Regions from separate parts of the Homo sapiens genome. Here region 2 is linked to region 1. Evidence: chromatin loops called from intact Hi-C (ENCODE). Cell type or tissue: ascending aorta. All regions are shown on one strand.

Region 1 (2,500 bases):
GTATGAGGTTGAAGTAGCCTCTGTGTAAGGTCATGTTTTTTGCTATCTTTTGTGATAGTTCTTGTTATTAGGCATACATGCGTGACAACCCTCCTTTCAAGGCCTTCCATTTGCCAGGGTTTTACACAAATGATTCCATTTTCATTCTGACAAGTTTTATTATATAAACTGAAATTACATTGCATATAGTATTTCATGAAATTACCAAAGCACAAAAAGTTTGATAACTGGCTGGGTGCAGCGGCTCAAGCCTGTAATCTCAGCACTTTGGGAGGCTGAGGCAGGCAGATCGCCTGAGGTCAGTTGGAAACCAGCCTGGCCAACATAGTGAAACCCCATCTCTACTAAAAATACAAAAATTAGCCGGGCATGGCGGCCCATGCCTATAATCCCAGCTACTTGGGAGGCTGAGACAGGAGAATCGCTTGAACCCGGGAGGTGAAGGTTGCAGTGAGCCGAAATCGCGCCACTGCACTGCAGCCTGGGTGGCAGAGCGAGACTACGTCTCAAAGTTTGATAATTTATTAATCAGAGTATGAGGCTACCATATGTTGATAATGAGAATGTTAATTCAATCTCTTCCCAGGATATTTTATAATATCTATGAAAATCACACATGCACACCTAATAATTTGTCTTTTTTTTTTTTTTTGAGACAGAGTCTCACTCTGTCACCCAGGCTGGAGTGCAGTGGCATGATCTTGGCTCACTGCAATCTCCTCCTCCTGGGTTCAAGTGATTCTCCTGCCTCAGCCTCCTGAGTAGCTGGGATTACAGGTGTGTGCCATCACGCCCAGCTAATTTTCTTGTGTTTTTAGTAGAGACGGGGTTTCACCACGTAGGCCAGGCTGGTCTCAAACTCCTGAGCTCAAGTGATCCACTTCCTCGGGCTCCTAAAGTGTCAGGATTACAGGCATGAGCCATGGCGTCCGTCTTAATAATTCCTCTTCTCAAGTCTATTCCAATGACTTGTGTATAATGGAAAGTTATGGAACCATTCTTTGCATTAGAAAAAATGTTTTTGTTTTTGTTTTTTTTTTAAAAAAAAACACACATAAAAGACTCCAAGATACTGGTTAGATGAATTATTCCTTATCTATGAAATGAAATAATTTGCAGTCAATGAAAAGAATTAGGCAGCTTTCTATATACTTATATGAAAGCATCACCTACAAATATGTAAAAAGAAGTAACACAAAGCATGTACAGTACACTCCCATTTGAGCTGTTTTTTTTTTTTTTTTAGTACATACATATATACTCAAAAATAAGTGGTAGTACAGAGATAAGATTGTTTTAGGCTCATGCAGAGAAGTCATCGGCTCAACAGTTAAGGAGTAAAATTTATTCTATCTCCTACTTTACATTCCTTATTTCTCCATTTCCCCCTCCATGTTGACTGCAGCCAGTTTAAGTATTCACATAAAAACAACTTCTCTCAAGAAAATGCTCTTAATTCCAGTCGACTTTCTCAGGATTGTGGAAACCTTCCCAGAAGCCCTCTAGTGGACAAAACTTTTACACCTTACATTGGCCTGTTTTTGGAGACCAATGAAATAAGCAATAGGATTGCCACAAATAGTTTAGGCCAGTAGTTCTCAACCTGAGATGATTTCACTGTCTAGGAGTCACTTGGCAATATCTGGAGTATTTTTAGTTGTCACACCTTAGAGAAAGGGTGCACTGGCATCTAAAGGATAGAAGCCAGGGATACTGCTAAACATCTCACAATACATAAAACAACTTCCACAACTAAGAATTATCTGACCCTAAATGTCCACAGTATGGTGACTTCTGACTTAGACTAATCATTGTGAGAGACTCTTGTTGAGAAGTCATCCACCATGACCACTACGATAACCTTGACTTGTATAAAGTGAAGTGTCTGCATTCACCCTTTCAGTTATGACTCCTTCTAATTTTCCACCCAGGTCATGTGCCTCCAATAATGGTGTAAGGGGAACCATGAGGCAAGTCCCAGTAGAACCACATGGTTAGAGTGAGAAGGAATAGGTCCCCAAAAGATCAGAATTGCAAGTATTACAAAAAGAAAGCTGAACTATAGATATATAGATGTCCACTACACTAAGACAGTGAGAATGAAGAGGAGAGGGAATACTTGAGAACATAAAAATATGGCCAGGCATGGTGGCTCACATCTGTAATCCCAGCACTTTGGGAGGCTGAAGCAGGTGGATCATTCGAGGTCAGGAGTTCAAGACCATCCTGGGCAACATGGTGAAACCCTGTCTCTAATAAAAATACAAAAATTAGCCGGCATGGTGGGGCGCGCCTGTAGTCCTAGCTATTAGGGAGGCTGAGGCACAATAACCACTTTAACCCAAGAGGCGGAGGTTGCAGTGAGCCAAGATTGAGCCACTGCACTCCAGCCTGGGCAACAGAGGGAGACTCCGTCTTGAAAAATAATAATAATAATAATTGCTAAACCTTGCTGATTTACTGGATGTGGAGGATGAAAGAGTGACCATCATTGGAGAGA
Region 2 (2,500 bases), 350 kb before region 1:
TGACCATTCAGGAGCAGATAATTTAATTTTCATGTATTTGCGTGGTTTTGAGGGTTCCTTTTGGAGTTTATTTCAAATTTTATTCCACTGTGGTCTGAGAGAGTACTTGCCATAATTTCAATTTTCTTAAATTTATTGAGACTTGTTTTTTCACCTATCGTATGGTCTACCTTAGAGAATGTTCCATGTGCTGATGAACAGAATGTATATTCTGCAGTTGTTGGGTAGAATGTTCTATAAATATCCAGTAAGTCCATTTGTTGTAGGCTGTAGTTTAAATCCATTGGTTCTTTGTTGACTTTCTGTCTTGATGACCTGTCTAGTGCTGTCAGTGGAGTATTGAAGTCTCCTACTATTGTTGTATTGCTGTCTATCTCATTTCTTAGGTCTAGTAGTAATTGTTTTGTAAATTTGGGACCTCCAGCGTTAGGTGCTTATATATTTAGGATTGTGATATTTTCCTGTTGAAATAGTTCTTTCTTTTATCATTATATAATGTACCTCCTTGTCTTTTTTAACTTCTGTTGCTTTCAAGTTTGTTTTGTCTGATATAAGAATAGCTACTCTTGCTTGCTTTTGGTTTTCATTTGCATGGAATATCTTTTTCCACCCCTTTACCTTAAGTTTATGTGAGTCCTTATGTGTCAGGTGAGTCTCTTGAAGACAGTAGGTACTTTGTTGGTGAATTCTTATCCATTCTGCCATTCTATATATTTTAAGTGGAGTATTTAGGCCATTTACATTCAACGTTAGTATTCAGATGTGAGGCGCAATTCTATTCATCGTGCCATTGTTGCCTGTATACTTTGTTTTTTTTTTCATTGTGTTGTTGTTGTATAGGTCCTGTAAGATTTATGCTTTAAAGAGGTTCTGTTTTAATGTGTTTCCAGGATTTGTTTCAAGATTTGGAGCTCCTTTTAGCAGTTCTTTTAGTGCTGGCTTAATAATGATGAATTCTCTCAGCATTTGTCTGAAAAAGACTGTAACTTTCCTTCATTTATGAAGCTTAGTTTTGCTGGACACAAAATTCTTGGCTGGTAATTGTTTTGTTTAAGGAGACTAAAGAAAGGACCCCAATCCCTTCTAGCTTGTAGGGTTTCTGCTGAGAAATCTGCTGTTAATCTGACAGGTTTTCCTTCATAGGTTACTTGATGCTTTTGCCTCACGGCTCTTACGATTCTTCCCTTTGTCTTGACTTTAGATAACCTGATGACTATGTGCCTAGGCGGTGATCTTTTTGTGATGAATTTCTCAGGTGTTCTTTGAGCTTCTGATATTTGGATATCTAGGTCTCTAGCAAGGCCAGGGACGTTTCTCTTGTTTATTCCCTCAAATATGTTTTGCAACTTTTAGATTTCTCTTCTTCTCCAGTAACACCAATTATTCTGAGGTTTGGTCATTTAACATAATCACAAATTTCATGCAGGCTTTGTCCTTTTTTAAATATTCTTTTTTCTTTGTATTTGTTTAATTGTGTTAATTTAAAAGCCTTGTTTTTTAGAAGTTCTTTTTTCTACTTGTTTGACTCTATTGCTGAGACTTTCCAATGCATTTTGCAATTCTCTCTGTCCTTCGTTTTCAGAAGTTTTGATTGTTTTTCTCTTATGTTATCTATTTCACTAGATATTTTCTCATTCACACCCTGTATTGTTTTTTTGATTACTATAAGTTGGACTTCACCTTTCTCTGGTGCCTCCTTGATTGGTTTGATAATCAACCTTCTGATTTCTTTTTATGGCAATTCAGAGATTTCATCTTGGTTTGGATCCACGGCTGGTAATCTAGCGGGATCTTTTGGGGGTGTTGAAGAATCTTATTTTGTCATATTACCAGAATTGTTTTTCTGGTTTCTTCTCATTTAGGTAGATTACATCAGAGGGAAGATCTAGGACTCAAGGGCTGCTGTTCAAATTCTTTTGTCCTATAGGATGCTCCCTTGATGTGGTGCTCTCCCCTTTTCCCAAGAGATGGAGCTTCCTGAGAGCTGAACTGTAGTTATTGCTTTTTCTCTTCTAGATCTAGCAACCCAGTGGAGCTACCTGGCTTTGGACTGGTACTGGGGAGTGTATTCAGAGTCCTGTGATGTGATCCATCTTCAGGTTTCTTGGCCATGGATACCAGCACCTTCTCCAGTGGAGGTAGCAGGAGAGTGGAGTGGATTCTGTGAGGGTCCTTGGATGTATTTTTGTTAAGCGTGCTGGTTTTGTGTTCGTTGGCCTCCAGCCAGGAGGTGACGATTTCAAGAGCACCTCAGCTACGGTAGTCTAGGGAGGATCAGGTCGTGGGCAGGACCATAGCACCCCCAATAGATTATGTCCTTTTCTTCAGCTACCAGGCTGGGTAGAGAAAGACCATCAACTAGGGGCAGGGCTAGACATGTCTGAGCTTAGACTCTCCTTGGTCAGGGCTTGCTGTGGCTGATTTGGGAGATGAGGGTGTAGTTCCCAGGCCAATGGAGTTATGTTCCCAGTGGGATTACAGCTGTCTCTGCCGTGTCACA

The links. Hi-C counts contacts between places; a loop is a spot of excess contacts. Peaks named below come from ENCODE experiments on the same cell type or tissue, not always from the same donor. Only the 100,000 strongest peaks of a DNase experiment are listed, where the experiment ranks them.
Region 2: a loop joins it to region 1, with 2.9 times the contacts of the local background. A loop is called at or near these places in 1 of 110 quality-filtered maps.

The regions. Positions count from the first base shown.
Region 1 is chr4:98,939,018-98,941,517 of GRCh38, reverse strand. No RefSeq gene overlaps it. Among named protein-coding and RNA genes, the nearest start is that of EIF4E, 11 kb to the right of the region's middle. In ascending aorta, a CTCF peak has its summit at 1,505 (motif pointing left); no DNase peak of the experiment used is centred here; H3K27ac peaks cover 1,250 bases.
Region 2 is chr4:99,293,717-99,296,216 of GRCh38, reverse strand. The region is part of intron 7 of LOC100507053 (a long non-coding RNA gene); the gene reads right to left. Among named protein-coding and RNA genes, the nearest start is that of ADH1A, 4.0 kb to the right of the region's middle. In ascending aorta, no CTCF peak of the experiment used is centred here; no DNase peak of the experiment used is centred here.